Linked DNA regions of Homo sapiens: region 2 is linked to region 1. Evidence: chromatin contacts called from ENCODE Hi-C or POLR2A ChIA-PET data. All regions are on one chromosome and are shown on one strand. Each heading gives the region's core, a stretch centred on a gene start or an enhancer-like site at or near the end of the contact. The rest is flanking DNA. Distances are from core to core; before and after follow the strand shown.

Region 1 (6,058 bases), core at 1,121-3,620:
TTCTCCACTTTCCCGAGACCTTAGCCGAGTGGTGCACTCATACAGAGAAAAATCAGAGATCCAAAAAAGCGCCACCCCACCTCCAGCTGTGGTGCTAGAAGTCTTTACCCACTCTTCTTCTCCTTTTTTTTTTTTTTTTGAGACAGTCTCGCTGTCACCCAGGCTAGAGTGCAGTGGTGTGATCTTGGCTCACTGCAACCTCTGCCTCCCGGGTTCAAGCAATTCTCCTGCCTCAGCCTCCTGAGTAGGTGGGATTACAGGCACCCACCACCATGCCCGGCTAATTTTTGTATTTTTGGTAGAGACGGGGTTTCACCATGTTGGCCAGACCGGCCTTGAACTCCTGACTTTGTGATCCACTGGCCTCGGCCTCCCAAAGTGCTGGCATTACAGGCGTGAACCATCATGCCTGGCTGTCTTTACTCTTTCTTCTAAGCCACAAAGCACAGCATTGTCCTCAGAGGGGTGATGAGAAGCAGGGGGGCAGGGCTTCCCGGAGGAGCAGGCTGTGGTACCTTGATCGTGCACTCCACCTGCCAGGCAGACACTGAGGCTGGAAGGCCAGACGTGTGAATGAGGCCAGGGAGGGGGACCAGCCTTCCAAGGCACTCCCCAAAGCGCTGTCCATCCACACTCCCGGCAGCACCCCAGGTAATTAGCAGACTGCGAGGAGGACCCGGTTAGATCCCCCAGGGGGCCTGGGTGAAGCAGGACCTTAGCTGGCCCCTGCAGGCTCAGGGGCTGTGGCAAAGAAGGCTGAGATTTCCTCTGGGACTGAGTAAGCCCCAGGAGGCCTCCACTGGGGAGGGTGAGCTGAAGAAAGAAGAGTATAAAGGAGGGACAGGGTTGGGTGTGTGCAGGAAGGGGTCCTCTTCTGTCCACGGAGGGGCCGGGCTGCCTGGGGTTCTGGTCCTGGCACTGCCTCTGCTGCGTGACCTTGTTCCTTCCCTCTCTGGGCCTCTAGTTTTGTCTGTGTGAAATGAGGAAGTTGGATTAGACACCTGCAGGCTGCTAGCCCTGACATCCTGCGGGAGGGAAGGAGGCGTGCTTGGGTGTGTGTGTGTGTGGTGGGTTGCAAGGTGCTTTGGGGAAACTCTATTTCAGGAGCCCTTTACTGGGTGCAGGTCAGCAGGGGAAGTGAAAAGGCCACTGGGCGACAGTGGTTACCCCTTACCAGCTGCTTGCTCATGCCAGGCACGGTGCTGGGTCCTTAGACGCACAGTCTTGAATCCTGACAAGCCCCTGGTGAGACAAGACCTCTCGCTAGAGGGAGGAAATGGAAGCTGAGAGCTGAACCCACTTAAGGCCTGAGGCCACAGAGCCAGGGAGCTGTGGCTGAGGTCCTGTCTGGGTCTGCTTGCGGTCTTGGTCATTGAGCCATCAGAGCAGGCGAGAAATTGGCTCCACGGAGTCGGGTGTGCACGAAGCATCACTCTGGATTATTTTTCAGAAATGAGTGTAGTCCTCATCCTGCCTGCTTGGAAGGAAAGTCCAGCTCAGCCATCACCAGGACTACCCCTTTCCCTCCCCCCTATCCCTGCCTCCCTCTCCGGAAGTCCTCAAAGGTGTCAGGAATCTCAGGTGAAGCCCACCGCCGGGGAGGGCCCTGTCTTTGTAGCCCCCTCCCCGTTTCCCGTCACGACTTGTCTGTTGCTCGGACGATGCTCTGTGTGCCACCGCGGCTCCCAGGCCACTCTTGGGCGTGGGGCCTTTGTCACGTTTGAAGCTTTCTGAGGTTCCCAGTGCATCCTCATGACCCACACCAAGCTCCTTCCTCCTTCCAGCCATGCAGGTCCCTTCCCCAGAGTCACCTGCATCTGCCTCTCTCCCTCCCTCCAAGCCCTCGCTGGAGGCCCTCGCTGCATTTAGAAAACAGGAAGGTGGGGCTGTGTTCAGGCAACTTCTGCTTTCAGTCCAGTGACCCAGATGTCCCCAAGAGGGGGGAACAACAAAGGCCTGGCCGCCTGGTTGGAATGGGGTCAAGAGAGGCGCACAATGAGGATGGAAGGTGAACGCACGTCGCAAGGAAGGGCCCTGTCCTCCGTGTGGCCCACAGGGCTCTGCTGTGGGACTGTCCAGCTGGAGGGTTGGATGGACTTGAGGATGTGTCTGAAGCCACTTACACGGTCGGCACAGACCACTCTAATGCAGGCTGGAGGAGGAGGGGGAGTGGGGTGGGAAGGGCAGAGCTGGGGCTGCCCTCTGGCCTCTGTCCCAGGTGCCCACGGTCTGCAGTCTCCCCATAGCCTTCCCACACCCCCACCCCTGATTCTGGCTCTGTGACTGAATTCTTGACCTGGGCCACCGGTGCCTGGTGGGTGGTGGTAGGGAACCGGGTTCAGCTGCTGGAGCCCAGCCAGAAATCACGTCAGCCGAACGCGCACCATTTCCTGACTCGGGGCACTGCAGTTTGGGCTGGGCAGACAGCCTGGAGCTTGAGAAGAGAAAGCCCGTATTGACCAGCTCTCTCCCGCTCCGTTTCCCCTCCGGACTCTGGCAGGGCCTTTCCTTGGCTCGGTGCCCAGCTGCCTGCTCACCCGGCCTGGCAGACTCTGCATCTGCTCCACTTCACAGGCCGGGGAGGCTGGCAGCACGCCAGGGCTGGGCTCACGTCAGCGGCTGTGTAGGGAAGGGAGGGCAGTCTCCCGAGAGCCTCACAGCCTCGTGGGCTGAGAATAGGTGAAGTCAGGGCACCTCTGTGCAGAGGGAAGGCGGGGTGTGGGGCCCGTCCCACGCCTGGGCGACCCCCATGCAGCGAACCTCGAGGCCGTCACTCTAAAGCTCAGTCTCACTCAGGGTGCCAGAGGTGCGCGCCCCACCCTCAGTTCCTAGCCTGGGCCTAGGACTGGCTGACCCCGTGTGTGGGGCCAGGGCTCCCGAACACGGGTCCACCGGCTGCACGAGAGTTTCCGGGGGGCCCTACCCTTCCGATTCGGCAGGTTTAGGCCAGAGCCCATGAACCCAGTCTGTATTTTTAAACACCTGAAGCAATTTTGAAGCAATTCTGATTTATGGCCGAGCTGAGGAGTCAGGCTTGGGAAGAGAACCCCAGAGACGGGTCGGGAGAGGTCTGGATGCTCTGTTCCTCTGCGGCTAATCACCTGTGGGACTTGGGGGCTTCTCTGTGTGTCTCTGGGCATCTGTTTCCTCATCAGGGAGAACAGTTCTCCCTGTGCCTTCTCAGTAGGATTAGCGTCACGGTCGAATGAGGTCACGAGATGCCATCTCCCGGGCACTTGTATGGCATTAAAATTAGGGTCCCAGCCCTGTCCAGTCATCTTGCCAAACCTGCTTCTGGCCTCCAGGAATGCAGATGAGAGGCTGCGGATGGCCCCACACCGTCCGGCCCCACTTCTAGGAACAGGGTCAGGGCCTGTGCTGGCGATGCTCACAGGAGTATTTTGTTTGTGTTCTGGGAAGAGGAGGAGGGAGAAGGTGAGTAGCTTTGTAAGGAGCGTGGCTCCCGTAGGGGCAGCGCTCGTCTCTTCCCTCCAGGTCCGTACCATGACTCTGTTTCACTCAGGTCTCTGTCACTGCGCGGGAAGATGTGCCCACCTTTGGTCCACCTCTGCCCAGTCCCCCCGTTTTCCAGAAGGTAGGACACTCTTCCTTCTGCCCCTCTCGCATCCACGATGCCAGGTCTCAGTGCTTGAGTAGCAATGGTTGGGATGGAGCCAAATTCAGGCTGGGAACATTAGGGAGCTCCTTTTGCAGGTTTTGGGGGGAACCTCCTTTCTTGGGGTCTCTCCCCACCTCTTTCATGCTGCCAGTCTGGCCCAGCATAGGACCACTTGTCAGGGTGTTTGACACTGGGGTTGCTTTTCTGCTGAAAGACGGGCTTTTATGTTGAGCCCCGGTCAAGGAGCCTTGGGCAGGAATGAGCTCCAGTCGTGGAAGTGCCACTGTGGCTTCCCAGGACCAGGGAAGCGGGTTTCCTTGTTGGGATATTTGCAAGTGGGCTTGGCCTGGGCTAGAAATGATCCGCTGTCGGAAGGGACTTTTCAGGGGTTCTCCCCATGGCCCCGGCTCTGCCTGCCTGTCACTGTGGCTGAAGACCTTCTGGCAACAGCCGAGAGTGACAGACCTGAGGTCCGTCTTGTCTCTTCCAGGGCCCGGAATTCAGGGAGTTTCTGCTCACCAAGCTCACCAATGCCGAGAACGCCTGCTGCAAGTCGGACAAGTTTGCAAAGCTGGAGGTGAGAGTGTGGTTTCTGAAGGTCTCCCTCCTGACTGCTGGGCCACCTGTTAGCCAGCCTCATCCAGGGCTCCTCCATCTTTTTTTTTTTTTTTTTTTTTTTTGAGACAGAGTCTTGCTCTGTTACCCAGGCTGGAGTGCAGTGGCATGATCTTGGGACTCACCACAACCTCTGCCTCCCGGGCTCAAGTGATTCTCCTGCCTCAGCCTCCCTAGTAACTGGGATTACAGGTGTGCGCCACCACGCCCAGCTAATTTTTGTATTTTTAGTAGAGACAGGGTTTCCTCCATGTTGGCCAGGCTGATCTTGAACTCCTGACCTCAGGTGATCCGCCTGGCCCAGCCTCCCAAAGTGCCGGGATTACAGGCGTGAGCCACTGCGCCTGGCCAATCAGTCCTTTTTTTTTTTTCAAGACAGAATCTCACTCTGTCACCCAGGCTGGAGTGCAGTGGCCCGATCTTGGCTCACTGCAAGCTCTGCCTCCCGGGTTCACACCATACTCCTGCCTCAGCCTCCCGAGTAGCTGGGACTACAGGCGCCCGCCACCACGCCCAGCTAATTTTTTGTATTTTTAGTAGAGATGGGGTTTTGCCATGTTAGCCAGGATGGTCTTGATCTCCTGACCTCGTGATCCGCCTGCCTCGGCCTCCCAAAATGCTGAGATTACAGGCGTGAGCCACTGCGCCTGGCCCAATCAGTCATTTTTAAAGCACCTACTATGTGTCAGGCCCTATTCTGTTCCCTGGGATATGGGGATAAGTGAGACAGTTTCTATCCCTGGAGAGTACACAGGGTAGTCGGGGGGTGGGGCAGGGGGTCATTACTAAATAGATAGTTATAGTACAGTGTGCCAGCACTAGGCTGGGATGGAGGTCAGCACAGCTCAGATAGTGACTGTTTCTGCCTGTAGGGGACAGAGGGTGTGTTCAGGGAAGGCTTCCTGGAGGAGGTGGCTCATGCACAGCTGAATCTTGATATCAGATGAACCTTCTGCCAGGAGGAAAGAGTGGGGAAGGGAGGGCTGATCTGGCATGGTAGACAGCATGAGCAAAGGTCAGGAAGAACCAGAGCCTGACGTCAGGAGGGAGCTCCTGAGGGTTTGCTGTGGCTGAAGGACCCACGGGGGCTGGAATGGTGGAGACTCAGCCGGAGATGTTGGTTGGATCAGATCCAGAAGGGCTTTGAGCTCGGGACGGTGGGCTGCTGGTAAAGCGCTTAGGCAGGAGAGTGAGGGGCTCGATGTGTATGCCAGAGGGATTGCTCTGACAGTGGTGTCATTGAGAACGATGGTGACAAGGACAGGTTGCAGGGCAAGAGGTGCAGGAAGGCGGCCAGTTAGAAGCTATTTACAGGAATGCAGGAGAGATGACAAAGGCTTATACTGTATGGAAGGAAATGGTTTAGGGTCAAGGTTGGGAAGACTTGGTGGACTCCTGGCTGTAAGTGTTGTGGGACGTGGGATTGATTGTAGGGTGACTCTTGGGCCTTTGGCCTGGGCTCTTTGATGACATGGTGGCCAAGTTGTGCCTGCGAAGGCCGGGTTGCTGAAAGGGCCAGTCCTCATCTGTGTGAATAGCGGCCCCTGGCATCCATGTGCATGGCTCTGGACGAACATCTGGATGGAGAGGAGCAGTGGGGAGTTGGGTGCGTGGATGTGGAGCTGGGGCAGAGGGCCGGGCTGGGATTCACTCTTCCTTCTGCTCCTCTACCACCAGGGTGGAGCTGTGGCAGTGGTGGGACGACCCAGGGAGAAGGGCAGGGGGAGTAGAGCAGGAGGCCGAGCACGCAGCCTTCATCTTAGCTGCAGCATTTGTGAGCACGAAGCTCAGCTCAGCAGTAGGTCCACACCGTTGCTGGGCCGG
Region 2 (5,521 bases), core at 1,672-4,171, 690 kb after region 1:
AATAAAACACCACTTCACTTCCACTAGGATGGCTATCATTTTTTAAAAACCCTACAGATAACAGGTGTTGATGAGGTTGTGAAGAAATTAGAACCCCCGTATATCACTGATAGGGATGTAAAATGAGGTAGTTATGGTAGAAAACAGTTTAGCAGTTCCTCAAAAGGTTAAGGATCGAGTTACCAGATAAGCCAGAAAATTCCCAAGAGATTGAGAACATGGCCAGGCACAGTGGCTCCCGCCTGTCATCCCAGCACTTTGGGAGGCCAAGGCAGGTGGATCACCTGAGGTCAGGAGTTCGAGGCCAGCCTGACCAACATGGTGAAACTCCGTGTCTACTAAAAAAATACAAAAATTAGCCAGGCATGGTGGCCCATGCCTGTAATCCCAGTTAATCCAGAGGCTGAGGCAGGAGAATCTCTTGAACCCAGGAGGCAGAGGTTGTAGTGAGCTGAGATCATGCCATTGCACTCCAGCCTGGGCAACAAGAGCGAAACTCCATCTCAAAAATAATAATAATAATAATTAAAAATTGAAAAATTGAAAACATGTTCACAAAAAACTTGTACATGAATGTTCTCAGAAGCATTCTTCTTCTTTTTTTTTTTTTGAGACAGTCTTGCTCTGCTGCCCAGGCTGCTGGAGTGCACTGGTGCGAGTAGCTGAGATTACATGCGCTCGCCACCACACCCAGCCAATTTTTGAATTTTTAGTAGAGACGGGGTTTTACCACGTTGGTCAGGCTAGCCTTGAACTCCTGACCTCAAGTGATCCAGCCACCGCGGTCTCCTCTCCCAAAGTGCTGGGGTTACAGGCATGAGCCACTACACTCAGCGGTGTGAAAACCACCCAAATGTCCATCAGCTGATGAATGCATGACCACAATGTGGCAGCCCCACACGGCAGGATAGTATCAGCCACAGAGAGGAATGGAGGGCTGATAGATGCCACAACATGGGTGAACCTTGAAAACATGACACCAAGTGAAAGAAGCCAGAAAAAAAAAAAAAAAGGCCGCATACTATACAATTTCATTTATACGAAATACCCAGAATAGGCAAATCCATAGAGACAGATTCTCCTGCCTCAGCCTCCCGATTAGCTGGGATTACAGGCGCCACTATCATGCCCAGCTAATTGTTGTGTATTTTTAGTAGAAACAGGGTTTCTCCATGTTGGCCAGGCTGGTCTCGAACTCCTGACCTCAGGTGATCCACCCACCTCGGCTTCCCAAAGGGCTGGGATTATAGGCATGAGCCACAGCGCCCGGCCGCCAATTTCCTAATTTTCATACTTGTACTTAGTTAAATATGTCCTGCTTTCCCTGCCATGTGAGGACACAGCGAGAGGGTGGCCATCTGCAAGCCAAGGAGAGAGCCCCCCCTGAGACCCCGAACCATGCTACCACCCTCGTCTCAGATTTCCACATCCAGGACTGCGAGAATTAAATTTCTATTGTTCAAGCAAAAGCAACTCCATTTATTCATTCATGCGTTCATTTCACATCTATTCCCTAAGCAGTTAAGTGCTGCTGGGGCCCCACCCTCAGGGCATTCCCGGACTGACAGCGACATCAGGCAAATGATCCCCCAAATAAGCCCAATAATTACACTGTGGGAAGGCCAGGGAGGAAGGGAGAGGGAGTTACTGGAAAGCCCAGATCTGGGGGCTGAGTGGATGCTAAGGGAGTGGAGGAGGACGGGCAGGCCTGGCTGAGCAACAGCACAGCGCCTACGAGGCCGCTCAGGTGGGAGGCGGCCAGGGGCCTGGGGATGCAGCTCAGAGAACGCGGACTGCTGGACCTCCGAGGGAGAGCCAGGCGTCAGGGCTGCCCTCCCAGGAGGAAGCAGGAGGAACTCCACCGCATTTACTGAACGAGTGGAATGAGGCGCATCCCCATTGTCCAGCGCTGCTTCTCCCCTCCACCTGCTCACCCCCGACCCACCCCGGGGTCAGGGCTCTGAAGGCGCCTGGCAGAGCAGCCTCCACAAGTTGCCTCTTTGGCTTTGTGGCGCCAGCTCCTGCCAGGTGGCATGAGGATGGGGGAAGGGGATGGCCGAGCTGGGTGCAGAGATAGAGGCCTCTGGGCAGGACCCCCAGCTGGACACCAGAGAGGCTGGCCGCGGGTGGGGCAAGTTGACCGGAAGGGAGCTCAGGAACATGCCGGGCTGATGAGTTTCTCCAGCTCTGAGTAGGCAGTGACACCCTGTGATTATAAATAACCTGCCGGCGCCTGGGTCAGCTGCCAGGCCAAGGCCCAGGGAGGCTCCTGGGGCGACAGCTGCCACCCAGCCCCCTGGCATCCCTGCCCCCTTCCCATGGCCCTAACACGTGGGGACCCGACTCTGGGAGAAGCAGCTGCAGGGAAAGCCTGATAAATCGAGGAAACCAGAAGGCCCCTGCCCACCTCTCATCACCTCTAGCGCCAGTGGGGGAGTGGAGAGCCCCCTCTCTACACCCTACTCCTACACCCAAGGACCCAAAGAGGACCCCCACAGCAAGCAGGCTCACAGACCCCCAGCTACCGGGAAAACCGCGTGCACGCCTGCGAATTCCAGGACCCTGGAGAAGGACGCGGCGGCTGGCACCCGCCCTGCCCCTCCCCCGCCTTCCCAAAAGTCCGCGGAGAACTTACACGACCAGGTACGCCAGGATGGAGGCCTGCAGCAGCCGGTACAGCAGGCCCACCTTCTTGTTCTTGGCGATGACATACTTCTCGGTCTTGTAGTCGAACAGCGACAGGCAGAGCCCCTTGCAGCCCGCCTGCCCCATGGCGCGCTCTCAGCCGGGCTTGCGGACCGCCCGGCCCACGTGCGCTCATGGGGAGCACTCGGTCCCTCGGTCCCTGCGCGCCCGGCGCCCGCCTCGGCCCGTCTGCGCCCGCTCAGCTGCAGCCCGGGGTGTCCGGCAGGGCTGCGGGGCGCGGGGGCGGGTCGGGGCGGCCTTTTATTGACGCGGTTGAGAAAGCCTCGGCTGGGAGCTGGGCGGCGGCGAGCACCGGAACCTCAGACCGCGACCTTGCCGCTACCTCTTCTTCCTCCTCCTCCTCCTCCTCCCCTGACACAGTGACACCCCTGCAACCTACTCCCCAGCCACCGGTCTGGGAGCGCAGCCCCCCGGATGCGCAGGACCGCCCTGTGCTGTTGCCCAGCTGAAAGCAGCGATCGCGGAGGAGAGGAAGTGAAAGGGGGAAGGGCTCCTTTTTATTTTATTTTAAATTTATTTATTCATTTATTTTTGAGACGGAGCCTCGCTCTGTCGCCGAGGCTGGAGTGCAGTGGTGCGATCTCAGCTCACTGCTACCTCCGCCTCCCGGGTTCAAGCGATTCTCCTGCCTCAGCCTCCCAAGTAGCTGGGACTACAGGCGTGATAATTTTTGTATTTTTAGTAGAGACGGGGTTTCACCATGTTGGCCAGGCTGGTCTTGAACTCCTGACCTCAGGTGATCCGCCCACCTCGGCCTCCCAAAGTGCTGGGATTACAGGCGTGAGCCACCGCGCACGGCCGGGAAGAGCTCCGTTTAAAGCAAAACTCCCCTTTCTCTCGCAAAGAAATCCCAAAGGGTTCTTCCTATTGAATAGATGGGGAACTGAGGCCAGGGGAGGAAGGAAGGGGACACAACAGGTTTCTCCATTCACCTCGCGCCAGGTCTCCTGCCAGGGAGATACATTCTTGCTCCGTGGGCAGGGGGTGGTTGTGGGGGGGAAGCCGTGGCTCCCCCACAGGCTGGAAGAGACAAGACTTGTCCCACCTGAGGCTGCCTGTGTCTGCTGCGACTAATGCGCGTTTCTACTGCAGCAGCTGCTGCAGGTTTAAAAGCCCACACTCCGGCGGAGTCGGTGGTCAGGCAGGTCCCGAGTGCCGGCAGCATGAAGACCTCCCTCCCACACTCAGGGCGGATGGTGCGGGGGTGGGGGGCAGACGGGGTGGGGGCGGGGAGACACAGGCAACCCACCCTAGGATCCTAAAAATATGCCTGGAGAGTGCGCATGTACCAACTGTTTGGAATGGTTCCCAACGCACAAGAAATAGAACTGATCCATGCAGCTATGACTGCAACCCTCTCAGTATGTGGAATTCAACAGGAGTGGGAGTGGGATGAGGGAGGGCCTCCGGGGGGGCAGGTTTAGAACTCCTGACAGCCAAAGACGCAGGGCCCTGGGTGAGCGCGGTGTGGTGAGGAGCTGCGCACGCTTATTTTCTGCATCCTGCAGTCTGACCACAAGCAGTCCTGCTCCTCTCCCTACCCCTGGCTTTCACACACAAAGAGGCTCCCTTCCCTAAGCCACAGACTCGGGGAACTGGAAGGTACCCTGAAATTCATCAGTGTGATTCTAAAGTAAAAGCCCCAAGGAAGGTGTCCAGTTTCAAAGTGCATGGGAATCATGTGGAAGAAAAAAAGGCAAATTCCTAGGCCCTGCCCCTCAAATTTTCATTCACGAAATCTAAGATGGGGCTGGGAACCTGTATTTTGCTCTCAAACTGTCATTTGGGAAAGCGTGGATCTTTGCATCTTTTCATCCATTTCAACTCAACTGCCATTTCTTCAAAAAGGCCTGTTATTATTGCCCACCCAAAGTAGCCCCCAGTCCCAGCCCAGCCACTTTCTATCCCATTATCTCATCTTATTCCCTTAGAGCACCTGTCACTATCCAGTAGGATCTCGTTGACTTAGTGACTGTGTCCCATGCTAAGACCAGAAGCTCCCGGAGAGCAGGGACCATGCCTTTGGACATCTCTGTATGTCCCTGTGCCTGCCACATAATAGTTCTAGACATATTATTGAATGAGTGGACAAACCTGGCCCTGATTTTTTTTTTTTTCAACAGGGAGGGCATTTCGATTCCACCCTGCCCCAGTCATGACTGCGAATTTTAGGGGCTGAAGTCATCTTGGCTCTCCTGCCAGCCTCCTCCTCAGCCCCCTGCTAACACAGCACTCCAATGCTCACTAAAGCAGCCGCCACCGAGTGACATCACCCCTAAGAAGATGCCCGTCACCCTGACAGTGCTGCTCCAGGGTAAGGTATAGAGGGGAGGTGGACTTTCAGAGTCTCACAGGAGTCGCCTGAATTGCATCTGCCCTGGAGAAGAGCTTGCCCATCAACCCCAGCACAGGACAACATGAGTGTCACAGAGATGGTGCCACATTGAGTCTCTCCACTCCCCAAGGGAGTTCCAGGTTTTGTTCCAGGGCCTGTTTGTTCTTTGAAGGGGTCTTTAGAGACCAGGACCTTCATTTTTCTGGGGTGATTAGGGAAGGGGTGAGTAAGTGAGGCCCCAGAGCAGAGCCTACCACTAGCCCCAGTCCCAGGCACTCTGCTGTTCTTGATTCATCAAACCTTTGTGTGCTACTGGAGAGGCTGAACTGCCAGGCACTTGCCCTCCATGTCCTGTCTTAACTGCCACTGTGGCTTTAGAGAAGGGCTCTGCTCTGACTTCCCCTCCAGTACAGGCAGCCCCTCCTGAACTCCCCACGGCACAGCCAAGACCAGGCTGCAACTTCTGACGGAACTGTCCTG

The links. A loop is a pair of places that touch in the nucleus more often than their neighbours do. ChIA-PET counts read pairs that join two places held with the same protein, here RNA polymerase II (POLR2A). Pooled maps may share reads with other maps.
Region 2: a loop to region 1 is called in a pooled map, with 18 times the contacts of the local background. The contact joins the promoter of P2RX5 here to the enhancer-like site in region 1. A Hi-C loop is called at or near these places in 4 of 50 pooled maps. POLR2A ChIA-PET finds 5 or more read pairs at or near these places in 2 of 52 experiments (PC-9 and activated B cell).

Annotation. Positions count from the first base shown.
Region 1 is chr17:3,001,846-3,007,903 of GRCh38, forward strand. RAP1GAP2 (RAP1 GTPase activating protein 2) reads left to right here. Exons shown (of 25, transcript NM_015085.5): 15 at 3,524-3,595; 16 at 4,110-4,196. Among named protein-coding and RNA genes, the nearest start is that of RAP1GAP2-AS1, 39 kb to the left of the region's middle. RefSeq lists enhancers at 694-863, 1,774-1,903, 2,074-2,123. Within about 2 kb of position 2,371, at least 37 of the 41 ENCODE cell types and tissues checked have a DNase peak (open chromatin) inside an H3K27ac peak, as active enhancers do; they include PC-9, where a contact is called at or near this core.
Region 2 is chr17:3,693,234-3,698,754 of GRCh38, forward strand. P2RX5 (purinergic receptor P2X 5) reads right to left here and starts at 2,922. Exons shown (of 12, transcript NM_002561.4): 1 at 2,636-2,922. The coding sequence starts at 2,772. It overlaps P2RX5-TAX1BP3 (P2RX5-TAX1BP3 readthrough (NMD candidate)), which reads right to left and starts at 3,171. Exons shown (of 15, transcript NR_037928.1): 1 at 2,636-3,171. RefSeq lists enhancers at 523-572, 973-1,022, 1,993-2,509, 2,622-2,671 and a silencer at 2,792-3,151.